Linked DNA regions of Homo sapiens: region 1 is linked to region 2. The links are chromatin loops, found by intact Hi-C in ENCODE. Cell type or tissue: heart right ventricle. All regions are shown on one strand. Each heading gives the region's core, and the rest is flanking DNA. Links, peaks and the distances in the headings are about the cores only.

What was found. Peaks named below come from ENCODE experiments on the same cell type or tissue, not always from the same donor. Only the 100,000 strongest peaks of a DNase experiment are listed, where the experiment ranks them.
Region 1: a loop joins it to region 2, with 6 times the contacts of the local background. A loop is called at or near these places in 6 of 110 quality-filtered maps.

The regions. Positions count from the first base shown.
Region 1 is chr15:85,590,942-85,598,723 of GRCh38, reverse strand. The region is part of intron 8 of AKAP13 (A-kinase anchoring protein 13); the gene reads right to left. Among named protein-coding and RNA genes, the nearest start is that of LINC02883, 160 kb to the left of the region's middle. In heart right ventricle, for the core only: a CTCF peak has its summit at 6,467; no DNase peak of the experiment used is centred there; H3K27ac peaks cover 2,791 bases.
Region 2 is chr15:85,640,339-85,648,120 of GRCh38, reverse strand. AKAP13 (A-kinase anchoring protein 13) reads right to left here. Exons shown (of 37, transcript NM_007200.5): 10 at 2,167-2,303. Among named protein-coding and RNA genes, the nearest start is that of LINC02883, 110 kb to the left of the region's middle. In heart right ventricle, for the core only: no CTCF peak of the experiment used is centred there; a DNase peak (open chromatin) is centred at 5,280; H3K4me3 peaks cover 569 bases; H3K27ac peaks cover 4,424 bases.

The DNA of each region.
Region 1 (7,782 bases), core at 1,720-6,719, 50 kb after region 2:
ACTCCTGGTTCATTTCTTTGTTTCTCCCAATAGAGCTTCTTGAGGGATGAAATCTGTCTTATTTTACCCACCATGGCATCCCTGGTTTCTATTACAACGTTCAGCATACAAAATAGTACATATTTGCAGATTAAAGGCTCAATTTTGCTTTGGAAATGCACAAGAGTAACATCTCCTGGAAGAAGGGACTATGTTCCAACAGCATAATTTACCGTTGGAATCTTTGCTACAAATGTTTAAAGTAAGGGATTCGTGCATGGACATATGTTTTTTCCATGCCTCTCCCGCTGACAAGTCAGTCTGTGGCTTCCCACAGTTTCTGGCTTTCACGGGGTGGAATGAGAGAAAAAATTCCTGAGCCTCTTAGAGAAAATGTCCTGTTGCCCACAAAGTAGAGACTGCACACTACACAGGCTCTGATGCTTCTCATCATGCATCCTCTCCAGAATGGACCAGGCCTAGGCCCAATTGCAAGAGGCCTGTGGGTGGCTGAGGTGGTACCCCTTGGTTCTTCTCTAGCCCAGCATGGCAGGGGGAGTCCAAACCAACCCATTGTCTTCAGGCCCCTTGATTCAAGGGAAAAAATAAACACAACAAATTTTTGGTAGCAAAACAAGGAGGAAGAATGACAAAGAAAGAAATTAATGATGTCAAAAATAAAACTGAACATACGACATTTTCCTTGAGTTATTATTTTCATAGAAACCAAAAGATAAAGAATATTGGAAAGGGGATCTTACAATTCTGCTTTTCCCAGAGCGACCAGGATCTTACCCTAAGGAAGAACATGACAAGCAGAAGGCTCTTCCATTTTTCACATCATTCATCTGCTGTCAGAAAACGCTGGAATTACACAAACCTGGATTTCACAGTGATTCATGCAGGCTTACTGGGTTGGTAGGTAACAATTTTCACTAAATTTCAAGGAAGGTAACACACAACAAGCACACCCAAAAATAAAGATGCCATGCTCAGGAAAGGAGAAGGCAACAGGAAGTGGGAATCCTCAGTCTACCCAGATCACCCTATACCGTGATCTGCCCATGGCCCAGCCACAAGCCTCCAAGTATCTGTATCAGAAGGCAATTTGCTAAAAGGAAGTACTGCAGAGTCACCAGTGCAGCAGATGCACACAGCTCATCAACCACAACAAAGGGATCAAGCGTACACATTCAGCTGTATCCTTCCCATAATTTTTCTTAATGTATGGGGAGTAAGGATTAAAGGATTTCATAAAGTAGAGGAAAGTCACTGACCAGTAAAGATGGTCCTATTTAAGAATTTCCTATTTAAGAATCTCCAGCAGAAACACTGGAGAGGTTTCCAGTGTGCCTCTGGCTTACCATGTGACACTGAGGAGCTTACTTCAGTGACAGGTGATGTCTAAGACAGAGGTGGGCAAGGAGAGGCTCCTGGGCATCACAAATGATGGCAGGCCCTTTGAGCATGCTAGCTCTTTGGGGACTCCAGTTCCTTTCTTGCAAATTAAAGGGCACAAGCCTCATGCTCACTAAAATTCCTCCCTAAACTAATATTCTATAATGAGAACAATTATTTTTGGAAGATTTTGGATTCCCATAGTTATAGAATCTGGAGTATAAATAGAAAAGACCTCTAAATGGTTCCATTACAAATTTTTTGATCACATGCTGTTTTTACATAAATCAAAAGGGAACAGGACATCTCCAGTTCAAGTATGTTTTTCTACTAATCTATCTTTCTTCAAGGGGATTCCAAGCAATAAAATAATTCATAATTTTTAACTACTTAGCCTCTCCACCATGTTTTTTTTCTGCCTCAGAGAAGGGGTTCAGCAAAAACTTCCCAGATGTGCCACTCCCAAGGTACTTCATACTCTACACAGTAAAAGAAACATACACATACACACGTATCTCACATAAATGAAAGCGCCAAGCCAAATTTATCCTTTCAAATACGTATTTAACCATAAAGGCCAACTGTGAAGCTATACAATTTACCCCAATTATTCCTATTATAATTAGTTCAAACTGTTAGAGAAATCTTTTGCAACCATCTTCAGTACAAACACTGAAATCACATGTGAAAAGTCTGACTCGTTTTTATACCTCCATAACCCCAAATTCCAACCCCAGAGTGACTAGGTTTTTTATTTTATTTTGAGACAGGGTCTCATTCTGTTGCCCAGACTAGGGTGCAGTGGCATAATCATGGGTCACCGCAGCCTCCACCTCCCCAGGCTCAGATGATCCTCCCACCTCAGCCTCCCAAGGAGCATGCCACCACGCCTGGCTAATTTTTGTAGTTTTGGTAGAGACAGGGTTTTGCCCAGGCTGGTTGCGAACTCCTAGGCTCAAGCAATACACCTGCTTCGATCTCCCAAAGTGCCAGGATTATAGTTGTGAGTCACTACACCCAGCAACTATGCTTTCAAAACTCTTAAATATATATATGAATACTAATGACTCAGTCAGGAGCAAATGCCAACTACAGAAAAAGAAGATCAATACAATAAACATTTTGGCTTACTCTGACTTCTGAGTTAGGTTTAAACTTAGATATTTTAAATGTGCTCATAAGAGTATTCTCTGCCCTGAACTTTATGAAAGGCATTTTCACCATCAACTAACTTTCTTTGAAGACTTCATATGTACACTTAAGACACTGTCCCAGTTGCTCAGGTCCACAGCAGTGATAGGGTTTTGGGTGTCCTCAGAATGGAAGCAAAATGTCTACATCACTGTATGAAATGAAAGAGGCAGGAAGGGAGAACACACACTTTCAATGGCTGAATGGAAATATTTAAACAGAAATACTACTTGTTTCAATTTCCACATGGTTCATATACTACTGAATACTTCCATTTTTCATATTCTGTGGTAAATTTTATGTTTTTCAGTCCTAATGAAATTTCTTTTTTTAACCTGGATTACTGCCAGATCAGTTACCTTGCAAACTGATGTGTCTCTGGCAATCCTTAGGCAATTCTATGATCTTCGAAGGGCTGAGCGTATTGTGAAAGTAAAAAAATAACTACAAGGCTGGAAAGCATATCAATGGCTCCCTGAAGCTATCCCTGTTCTTGCCAATAGACTATTGATACCACCTGTGGTACAACATGGGTCTCACCAAGGAAACACCATTACGTTTCAGACAGGCACTTTTCAAGAAGTATTCCTCTCTCTGATCTCCTATAGCACATTAATGGTATCTGATAACATGTCTCATATACTGCATTCATGTATTGTGATTATATCTGTATATGTTTGCTTTTTTAAATTTAACTAGATTCTAGGTATGCTGAGGGCAAAAAGGATACCTAACTTTCAAAAATTATCTGGTATTTGGCAGGGTGCAGTGGCTCATGCCTGTATTCCCAGCACTTTGGGAGGCTGAGGTGGGAGGGTCACTGAGTCCAGGAGTTTGAGACCAGCCTGGGCAACATTGTGGAGACCGTGTCTCTACAAAAATTTAAAAATTAGCTAGGTGTGGTGGCTCGCACCTGTGGTCTCAGCTATTCTGGAGGCTGAGGTGGGAGTATCACTTGAGCCCAGGAAGTTGAGGCTGCAGTGAGCTATGATCACGCCACTGCACTCCAACCTGGGCAACAAAGTGAGACCCTATCTCTACAAAACAAAAACAAAAACAAAAAAAACCCTCCAAATTTGATGCAATAATTTGTCCAGGGAAAAATAATCATTTAATGTTTACTAAATGAATAAATGAATGAAATTAAAGCCACAGGCTAATATCACAAAATTGAGCAGCCTAGGAGACTAGAAACATCTGAAATTGGTGACCCTGAAACTTTTTCTGGATAAAGTAGACAACTCCATATATAGTGGACAACTCCGTAAATAGTGTACACATTTACTCTTCTGGTGGTCAACTAGCGACATATCACTAGACTCTTGTTAAAATCCACAATCAAAACCTAATATGGAATATCTAAAACTGCCTAAATTGTAGGTACCCAGGTAGATCCCTGAGGTGGACCTAGGCCTTTCTCAAAGATCAAATGACATCTCTCTTTTAATTTTCTACTATGGAAACTTTCTCTTTTACAGGCAAAAACAAGCAGCTCTAAGTCATATTTATATCAGTAAGCAACACAGAACTTAGAACTACAAGCAATACATAGTTTTTTCTAAGAGATCACCTATTGGTAGCCCTTCCAAATTTACTGGTAGAAATAATGGCTACGCCCAAGCCTATATTTCTGATACATAATGCATATATCTTCATTCCCACAGTGTAAAAATAATATAATATTCTTTAAAAACTTCCTTAGAAAGGAGAATTTAGCGTCCATTTCACTGAAAGTTATCTTTTCACAAGCACCTATATGTTTACCTGTATTTTAACACTTGAGAATATGTCTGATTTACTGGTTTAATAATTGCCTTTCCTACTAGAATATGAGCCTTTGAATGCAGAGACTCATCTACTTTCATTTCAGCATATCTGAGGCCTAGCACAGAGTTCAATGAACATTTGTTGAACTGAGTACTGAATAAATTAGTACACCCTTGCAGTAAACATAAAGTGACATGGAAAGTTAAATGAGTACCACTGTGGCCTGATATAACTGATAGCTTCTTCCAAGACCATTTAAAAATCATTATCTAAAATCACTCATTCATACTGTCTTAAGATGGGCCTAATAATTCTGAGTTACTTTAAAATGAGATTAGAATTATATCTATTGCATTTAAAATGCCTATTATAGGCTAGAATTTCCTAACTCTAGTTAATACAAACAACCTTTGTAACAGGCATCAATATCCCAAATTTACAAATGAGGAAACAGCCTCTAAATAAATGAATCAAAATTATTCAGCTGGTAGTTGGCAAAACTAGGTTAAAACCCTAATTCACTGGGCTCCATAATCTTTCCCTTATACTTAGCTATTATCATTGGCTGTCAATATAATACGAATGAACAAAAGAGAAATGAGTGTAAGTAGTAGACAGAAAGAGTGGTAAGACTCAGATACAGTTATTTTCACTCAAGAGGGGGTGGCATGAGACACACATCCCCTCTAAAATGCACATATGACCTATGATTCAGCAGTTCTATGAAAGAAAAAAGCAGATTCTAATATAATTGATTTTAATATCCCAGAACAAAACACCTTGGAAAACATTTAAGACAAAAGTGATTAGTTAAGGATTGGGTTAAAGAATGTGTGATTTAAAAAAAAAAAAAAAAATTCCCACATGGTGGCTCACACCTGTAATCCTGCACCTTGGGAGGCCAAGGCAGGAGGATCACTTGTGCCCAGGAGTTCAAGATCTGCAACATAGCAAGACCCTGTCTCAAATTTAAAAAAGAAAAAAAAAATCCCTCATGATTGTCCTTTTGGTCCAAATGTAAGATATCCTCAGTTTTGTTTTTGGTTTTCTGTTTTTTTGTTTTTTTGTTTTTGTTTTGAGATAGAGTCTCATTCTGCCTTCCAGGCTGGAGGGCAGTGGTGCAATCTTGGCTCACTGCAACCTCCACCTCCCAGGTTCAAGCAATTCTCATGCCTCAGCCTCCCAAGTAGCTGGGATTACAGGGGCGCACCACCACGCCCTGCTAATTTTTTTGCATTTTTAGTAGAGATGGGGTTTTGCCATGTTGGCCAGGCTGGTCTCGAACTCCTGGCCTCATGTGATCCACCTGCCTCAGCCTCCCGAAGTGCTGGGATTACAGTATTTTTTAAATTATTCTAATCATTTCATAATCACACACTGGTCAAAAATTAAGAGCTGGAAGAAACTAGAGATTAACCATTACACAAAGGAGAAAACACAGATCAGAGAAATTAAATAACTTGCTTAAGGTCACTTAAAAATGTACAACTAGATCATTAAATTATACCTTTACATACATTATCTATGGGTAGTTTTACACTAAGTTTATAGTTTTGCCACTTGTGACTTTATGGTCTGGGGTTCTCTGAGGTACTTCTTTTCCACAATTGTATTAAAAATTTGTATTAGGAGCCGCTGATAATTTCCTGGAAACTCTCCATTTCAGAGGAGATACAGAGAGTCTCCAAAAAATCTACATGAAAAAAACTGAGAATTAAATTTTGTGTGGTTGATGCTAGCTCTAGCTTTGGACCTATATGGGATAATTTAAGGAGAGCCTGCCTCTCTTACATGCCAAAAATGTATGCAGATAAGACTTTCTGGCAACTCAGAAAGTGGGCAATTTGCCTTTCCCTAGGTGACACACACACCACAAAACTATGTGAATATGATGGCAGAAACATTTTTAAAGGACCTTTTTAAAAACTGACAACTATTAAATAACAGGGTGGGACGTACAAGCCATTTTGAATATCAGCATTATAAGTTGTTGGATTAGTCACCAAATAGCCTAGAGGCTGTCATATTTTCCCACGGCAGCTGAGCATGAAGTCTGTGAACAGCCACACAATACAAAAGCTTTCAACCAAATTCCTAGACTAGGGATGGAAATACAAGTTCGCCCCCTTTAGACAACAGAAAGAAAACAGAGTGTTCCATTAAATATAATAAAAGGACATAGTTCAGGAAGATATTAACAGGCAATATTCTAAGACCAACAATGCCCTTACTACAGTCCTGAAGAAAAAAACATGAATACTGTTGTAAAAATAACTAAGAATGGAAATTCAGTTAATTTGATGTTTGGCTGTATAATTGCCAAAAAAAAAAAAAAAAAAAAAGATCATGGTTCTGATTTTAAATGCTTTCTTGATTGAGGAAGGTATGTTAAATAAAGAGTAGATTTTCCCAGTAGCCTAATACTCAACACATGGGATTTTACAGTTGTCCTTGAACATAGTTGTTCTTGAGTGTTTGACTGTTAGGACCATAGGAGCCCTGACAATATATACTGGTTTGTAGAATTAACTGTTCCATACGGCTAATAAGCTTATGCAAAGAGCATTCAGAAAAGGAACTATTATTGAGATACTTCAATGAACAGATGCCCCAGGGAGAGAAGGTCCTTCCTAATGAACTTGGCCATATCTTGAAGAGAAAAGATCCCTACAACATACGATATTGGTTTGCAGTACTGGGACATACTATGAAGGCGAATGGTGTCAGACGGCCCTCTTTTCTGAACTTTTTCTGAACTTAAGTATTCAATGTCATCTCCTGCTTGCCTCCAGCATCTGGCTCAATATCATATCATTCTTTAGGAAATAAAAGGCAGGTCTAAAAAATCTTCCTAATTTCTGCACCAAAAGCAAGCATTTTGGAGAAACATCATCTTAGTGGTATTTAGTTGCAGCTAAACAGATTATAGTAAGAACATGAGACTTAAAGTATATCAGCTTACATCTTAAAATGGCTAAAGGAGTTTCTCCAACTATTACCAAAAGCATGAAAGTATAATGCAATGGCTTTAGAATTTTAGCATGCATTAAGTATCATTCAGGGATGCTTGTTTAAAACGCAAAAACCCATCCTAAACCAAGTGGATGGGACTTCCCAAGTGTACCCTCAGATGATTCTTCAGGAAATAGTATAATGGGAAAAATTATTCACATAGAAATTGGGTTCTAGTCCAGCTGACAGTTAACTAGCTGTGAAACAAGGTAAGTCATTTAACTATCCTGAATCCATTTCTTCTCTTATAAAGCAAAGGTGCTGGACTTCAGAAAATCTTTAAGGTTCTTTCAAATTGTAACGGTCTCAGAAGCAAAACAAGTTCCATGTCTTTCAATTTCAAATTAATGTAAGAAACTATTCCTGAAGCTTTTATAACATGTTCAAGAAGCAGTAACTGAGTCTGAACCACCATATTCCACTAGTTACTAAAAT
Region 2 (7,782 bases), core at 1,176-6,175:
TGGTATTCCCCTTGCGGGGAACAGAATTCCTTACAATTAAAACCTCGAAAGTCGCAGTGGAAATTACCTAAATTCTGATATTATTAAAAAAAAAATAAAATAACATAAAACTATTGATTTCTCTTTTCCTAAGTAAAGAGAAAGGCAGATCTTCTAAATGTGGAGTTTTTTTTGTTTTGTTTTTTGTTTTTTTGAGATGGAGTCTCGCTCTGTCGCCCAGGCTGGAGTGCAGTGGCACAATCTCGGCTCACTGCAAGCTCCGCCTCCCGGGTTCACGCCATTCTCCTGCCTCAGCCTCCCGAGTAGCTGGGACTACAGGTGCCCGCCACCACTATTTTTAGTAGAGATGGGGTTTCACCGTGTTAGCCAGGATGGTCTCGATCTCCTGACCTCATGATCAGCCCGCCTCAGCCTCCCAAAGTACTGGGATTACAGGCGTGAGCCATTGCGCCCGGTCCTAAATGTGGAGTTTTTACTTCATAGAATTTTTTGTCAAGTCACTATGAGTGACAATGATAGAAATCCTTAAGTTTGCATCATATTAAATAAGTCTTTCCAAAGACCTTGGGAAGACAATGAGTTCAAAAAAAAAAAAGTCAGGGAAGGCCAAAAATGAAAGGAAGGCACACAGGGTACATTCACAGAGGCACTGATATGCTCCTGATTCCCAAATCTTTAGGTCTCTTTTCTTGTAACTTCTATTTTATTTTATTTTTACTTTTGAGATGGAGTTTCACTCCTGTTGCCCAGGCTGCAGTGCAGTGGTGTGATCTCAGCTCACTTCAGCCTTCACCTCCTGGGTTCAAGCAATTCTCCTGCTTCAGCCTCCAGAGTAGCTGAGGTTACAGGCACGCGCCACCATGCCCAGCTAATTTTTTTGTATTTTTAGTAGAGACGGGTTTTCACCATTTCCAGGCTGGTCTCGAACTCCTGACCTCAAGTGATCTACCCGCCTTGGCCTCCCAAAGTGCTGGGATTACATGCATGAGCCACCACACCCGGCCTATTCTTGTAACTTCTACACAGCATCATTCACCATCTTGGACAACCTAATCACCCACTAACACAACTGCTCTCACCACTTCTCCGAGCTCATTATAAAACTAGAAGGAACCGTGTTGGTAGATGCAACAGTGTTTCCGCCTCTTCACCTCCTTACCATTAAGAAAACCACTTGTGGCATATAATTGAGTAGCATTTGCCATCTCTGCTGTGGGGAAAGCCCTCTATTCTTCTCAGGTGAGCAAAACAGAACTTGCTGCCACTAGAAACAAATATAAGCAAAAGAAAGCAAACTACCCCCATTCCCCACCTCCCTTAGGCAGCCTCCAATTATATGCAAATGTGAGCTGATTCATGTGGAAGGGCTCTATTGCAGAGATCTAGAAAGTTCCAATTAGGCAGGCTAGATGAGGATGAGTGATATGACCACACTCAGCAGGAAGCTTCAGGCCTAAACACATTAACCAGAAATGACTCTACAGCTGGTTTATAAATATGACATCATATAGTCTGAGCTGCGGTCCTTGCTGCCCACTGAGAAGTGTTCACTGTCATCTGACTTAATTAATTCTAAAGGAACTTCCATTTCTTCTGACTCCCAAGTGAGCTTCAAAATCTGTATTTAACTGGCCACAATTTCACATTAAATAACTTTGGCCAATGCTTTTTTCTTTCCCTTTTTTTTGTTTTTGGAGACAGAGTCTCGCTCTGCCACCCAGGCTAGAGTTTAGTGGCGCGAACTTGACTCACTGCAACCTCCACCTCCTGGGTTCAAGTGAGCACGTCCAGCTAATTTTTATATTTTTAGTAGAGATGGGGTTTCACCATGTTGGCCAGGCTGGTCTCGAACTCCTGACCTCAAGGGGTCCGCCCACCTCAGCCTCCCAAAGTGTTGGGATTACAGGCGTGAGCCACCATGCCCAGCCCAGTGCCTTTTTCTAAACCCTGGTAATCTGGCGCTTCCTTCTCCAAAGAACATTTACATGCCTCTCAGAGTGAGTGAGGCCCTACAAGGCTAGCTGGATCACAACTTACTAGCAGGAGTTACATATTTAGGGAAACAGGAGAGCACAAGAGGGGGAAAAAGTTGGAAAAGAGTTTGGGAAGCCCAAATAGGAACACAAAAGCCGTGTGACAAAAATGAAAGGAAGGTCCACACAGTACCTTTGGGAAGATGATGCTGTCCATGTCATCACTGGGTGAGTGAAAGAGGTCAGAATCACTCCCAGATTCTCTTTTAAGTACACCTTGTTTTGAGGTACACTCTCTGCCCAGTCCAACATCCAGGAAGTTCTCACATTCTGAAAAAGAGAATTTATTCACCAATATTGAAAAAAAAAAAACAAAAAAACCAAAAAACAAAAAGAACCACTTCCTTTTCACCCCAGCAACCAGTCTTTTAAATCTCTCTCTCACTCTTTTCTCTTCCTTCCCTCCTTATTTCTTTTTTTCAAAATTAAGAAGCTATAAAAGGACACAGTCAAATTAGTAGCTCTGCTACTCCAATTCTAGGTTGAAATAGCTCCTACAGGACAATCATGCATCTGCCACGTTTATATTAGGTACAGAAAGATAAAAGGATGATTTAGAAGCATATTCTACTTCTATTTAGATACCTGAATGGTAATGCTTTCCTCATGGTAGTGAGGGCATTTTTTTTCTTTTGTCTTCAAAATCCAAAGTCTTTTACTAGCAACTATGTGATGGGGTTTGTTTTAAACTTATAGGTTCTACTGAGTAATAACAGAAATATAATTTAACTTTTCTTACCATAAATAGCTCTTAAATTGGGGGCATAATATGCCAAAGTGGAAAAATTTATCATTTAGAATGTTTTCGGTTCAATAACTAGAACAGGGACCCTGGCAAGCTAGAGGGAGGGGTCTGTGACAGAAATACTACCTTTGTACATTGAGGAAGCCTAAAAACTTAGTAGCTTGAAATAAGCAAGGTATTCTCTCTTATTAACTTTGCTTTTCTGTTTTGTGTTGTTTATTTTGAGACAAGTTCTCGTTCTGTTGCTCAGGCTGTACTACGGTGACATGATCTCAGCTCACTTCAACCTCCACCTCCTGGGCTCAAGCAATCCTCACACCTTAGCCTCCCAAGTAGCTGAGAATGCAGGCACACGCCACCAAGTCCAGTTTATTTTTTGTAAAGATGGGGTTTTGGCATGTTGCCCAGGCTATTAACTTTGTAAACAAAAGTGACATGTGACTGGGTACCAACACGGTTAAAGAGATTTGTGGATGGTGAAACCAAGAACCCAAGTCCATTACTGAGTGGATATGAGCTTCCTTCAATAAGTTTTTGCAACTTCCGCCTCCTGGGTTCAAGCGATTCTCCTGCTTCAGCCTCTTGAGTAGCTGGGACTACAGGCACGTGCCACCATGCCTGGCTAATTTTTTTTTTTTTTTTTTTTTTTGTATTTTTAGTAGAGATGAGGTTTCACCGTGTTAGCCAGGATGATCTCCATCTCCTGACCATGTGATCCACCTGCCTCAGCCTCCCAAAGTGCTGGGATTACAGGTGTGAGCCACTGGGCCTGGCCCTAAGAAGTTTTAAGGATAAAAGTCATGGCCGGGCATGGTGGCTCAAGCCTGTAATCCCAGCACTTTGGGAGGCTGAGGCAGGCGGATCACCTGCGGCCAGAGTTCGAGAACAGCCTGGTCAACATGGTGAAACCCCGTCTCTACTAAAAATACAAAAAATTAGCCAGGCATGGTGGCAGGTGCCTGTAATCCCAGCTACTTGGGAGGCTGAGGCAGAAGAATCGCTTGAACCCGGGAAGCGGAGACTGCAGTGAGCCCAGTGAGCCAAGATCACGCCATTGCACTCCAGCCTAGGTGACAGAGAGCAACTTCATTTCCAAAAAAAAAAAAAAAGAAGATAAAAGTCATGCATCTCTGTTTTTGTAAGCAAGTTAATGTGTTATTTGGACAACCAGGTAGGCATGCTTTATCAAATTTGTAGGTGACACTAAATGATGAGGGACAGGGCAAGAAACCTGGCTATCTAGGAGTTAAAGAGAACTCTACTTGGAGGTTTTGGGGGAAGCAAATTCAAAAGGAACTGACAGTACAAGGTGATGACAAAACCAAAGAAACACTAATAGTTTTAGTCTCTATTAGTAAATAGTACACGGGCATCCAAAACGGGGACAGTCCTGTCGCTATGTGCCATCCAGACCACACCCTCGGGACTGTACTTGTTCCTAAATAACATCTCAAGTAGAACACTGATAAACAAAAATGTGTACGTAGTAATGGGGTCACGACAGTCAAACCGTCTGAGATACATACAGCTTGCCGAGGAGCTTGAAGAAAATGTGCCTAAAGACTGTCACAGATTCCCTCTGTACTGTTCCAGGGGCAAAGACCAGTGAGTGTGAGCTACAGAGCTTCACTAAAACGGGGCTTCTTAGCAATAGGTTGGGTGGCCTATAAAGTAATGACTATCACTTTACCAGAAGGGTTTTGGAACACAGAATGACTATGTCAAGATATTACAGAAAAGGTATCTGCACAGAGAGGGAAGTGAGGGTTGGACTACATAACTTCCAACGTCTCCTTTGATTATTAGATTTTATGCCTGGATGGTAATTATGTTGTCTCTGTGTGTTGAAAGTGGGAAGAAATAGTTCTTCTAATTAACAGTTAAGTAATTAGTGATAATCACTGAATTATTTGCGCTGGTAGCTTAGAGCAAGGGTCAAGGCTGCATTGCATTGCATTGGTATAGGTCATAAATCCCCTGCCAATAAAATTACTTTTTCTACTAGTTAAGCATCTGGCTAAATACTGGGGAGTAACCAAATAAAAAGAAATGTTTAGTGTTGGGGGGGAAGCAGTTTACTGTCTTGTAGCAGAAATGAACATATTAGAAGACAATTTCAACAAAGAATTACAAAAAAAAAAAATGCCATAGGAAGTGAGAGAGGGCTCATGGATGAATCTGAAAATCTTTCATTTAAAAAAAAAATCACCTTAGTCTGTTTCAGTCTTGGTTCAAACTATTTTGGAGTGTGTTAGTTCAATGGGAACAGCCCTGCCTTTAACAGACTGGAAACTATGGGTATTCTGGAGGTTTTTTTTTTTTCACGTTTCCTAGAGTATGTAGTAACCTAGGAGGAGTTGGTGGGTGTGATCTATTCCTTCTCCTTTCCCTGCTTGAAAAAATAAAAAAATGCCTTTCCATGGTTGAGGGAAAAATATGGGGGCTGGCCAAGAAAAGAAAGGGCTGTCACAGCAACTACGCTGAGCTGCTCGCTGTCCAGCTGGCCCTCTAACAGACCACGTCCAAATTCCAGACTGGAAAACAAACTAGCTCACGATATTCGAATGGAAAATTCATGGGGAAGATCCAGATTCAGCCCTGGGAGGAATACCTCACCCAGAAAATAAATTCAAGCCAGCACCACAAGGGATAACAAACCAAGTTTGGGACGAGAGTCTGCTCTGTGAGATAAAGCTGACTGTTGAGGAGGGAAAGAGGGAAAAGTACAGAAAGAAGGGCTAAGATGGAGAGAGAGGGACCGTAAACCATTATAACCCCCTAACGCCATGGGGCGGGGGGAGGTGGGGGGAATCCCTAAAGGCAGAGCTAATCCACACCCTGTGTCACATGAATTGGTAAGTTTTCAAAATTAATAAAATCTTTTCTTTCTTCCTATTTGTCCCCTTCCTACTGAATAAAGGGGAGCGGCATATCTAAGTGTAAACAAGAGTAAAGAGCTCTGGTTTTTTAGTTAGACTGATCAGGCTTAAATCTAGGTCTGACTACTTAATAGAAGAAAAATTCCAGGCAAGAAGTAATTTCACCCCTCTCAGTTGCCATTTCCATAACAGTGACAAGAGATGATTAGTACTTCCCTAAAGGAGTCATAGTGACAGGAATAATTTATACATACAGTAACCAGAACTCTGGTTTCCAGCACATAGCAGGTGTGTGATATATGTGTCTAATGAAGTTAAGGCTTCATTAACCTTTAATGTATGATTCAGTAAGTATCCAGATGACAGTACCTTAAAGGTGGACACAGGTAGGGCCAGTCCCATTTTATGACCCATATGTAAATCTGTCTGTAATTTTTGTGTACTGAGCTATTAGCTTTTCAGAAGCTAACATAATACAAACTTTTTAAAAGGTGTTATCTAGTCATTTAGGTTTAAAACAACATATATGCCAACAAACTGTTGTTGGGGAAGGGCAGGAAAACACACTGCTGAAATCCGGTGGGCTCTGTTATGTCACACTAATCATAATTCTATCTTGTAATTTATCCATTATTGAAGAGTATACAAAGTGATTTTAAAAGACAGTATCTTGGCCAGGCACGGTGGCTCATGCCTGTAATCCCTTTGTAAGCACTTTGGAAGGATGAGGGGGATGGATCACAAGGTCAGGAGATTGAGACCATCCTGGCTAATATGGTGAAACCCCATCTCTACTGAAAATACAAAAAAATTAGCCGGGTGTGGTGGCAGGCACCTGTAGTCCCAGCTACTCAGAAGGCTGAGGCAGGAGAATGGTGTGAACCTGGGAGGCGGAGCTTGCAGTGAGCCGAGATTGTGCCACTGCATTCCAGCCTGGGCGACAGAGCGAGACTCCGTTATTTATTTATTTATTTATTTATTTATTTATTTATTTATTTATTTATTTATTTATTTATTTGAGATGGAGTCTTGCTCCGTCGCCCAGGCTGGAGTGCAGTGGCATGATCTTGGCTCACTGCAACCTCCGCCTCCCAGGTTCAAGTGATTCTTCTGCCTCAGTCTCCCGAGTATCTGGGACTACAGAGGCGTGCCACCACACCCGGCTAATTTTTGTATTTTTAGTAGAGATGGGAGTTTCACCATACTGGCCAGGCTGGTCTTGAACTCCTGATCTCGTGATCTGCCCGCCTCGGCCTCCCCAAGTGTTGGGATTACAGGCGTGAGCCACCTCGCCCGGCCAAAAGACAATATCTTATTTGGTCTAATGCTATTGCTCTCTTGAGGAAGTGTGTATAAAGTAAAATACAGAAACCTGCAAAACAAAGTACCTGGGATTCACAAAAACACTATGCCTAAAATCAAAATCTCAGGTCTGAAGCTCAGTAGCATAATTCTGATCTGCAATTCTGTTAAATCGAGATTTTACAATAATTACTCTAAAAAGACTAAATTGCTTATGCTTGGGGTTAGGGTGTACAGTAGGTCTACAGAATTCAAAATTGTGTCCTGGGGAAAACATCCAGGGGTTCAAAAATTATTTCTCTAAATATAGAAATTAAACTATGATGTGTGGAGATCTTTCCTTCCTATGAATATTCAAACTGTGACCAACCTCATTTAACCTTTACTTGGCAGAAAGTCTCACTCTTGGGTGGTTTTAATTACACTTTTAGAAAAAGCCCCAAACAGTTTAAGGACCCAAAACACAGTAGTAAGTGGTACACGTTTAAGTAGAAGGTTCTAGGAGGCTACATGGGGGAAGTGTCAGCTAAATCTGTGAACAGGGCCAATCTTGTAAAACTTGGACCCTGAACACAACTATAGCATAATATCCTTAACTACTCTCAAAAAATGAGACAAAAATAGAGAAAAACACTTCTCATATTTGTTTTCAATATTTCCTTTGTAGTAAAGTTAGAGAGTTGACAATCAGTAGGAAACTGCTCTGGAGTTAGAGGATTCAAAACCATTTGTTTTTAAATTTAATACTACTGGAGGGTATCTACATGTAAACTATTTCTAAAAAGACCTGCAAATGAAGACTAGGTAATTTTTAAAGCTGGGC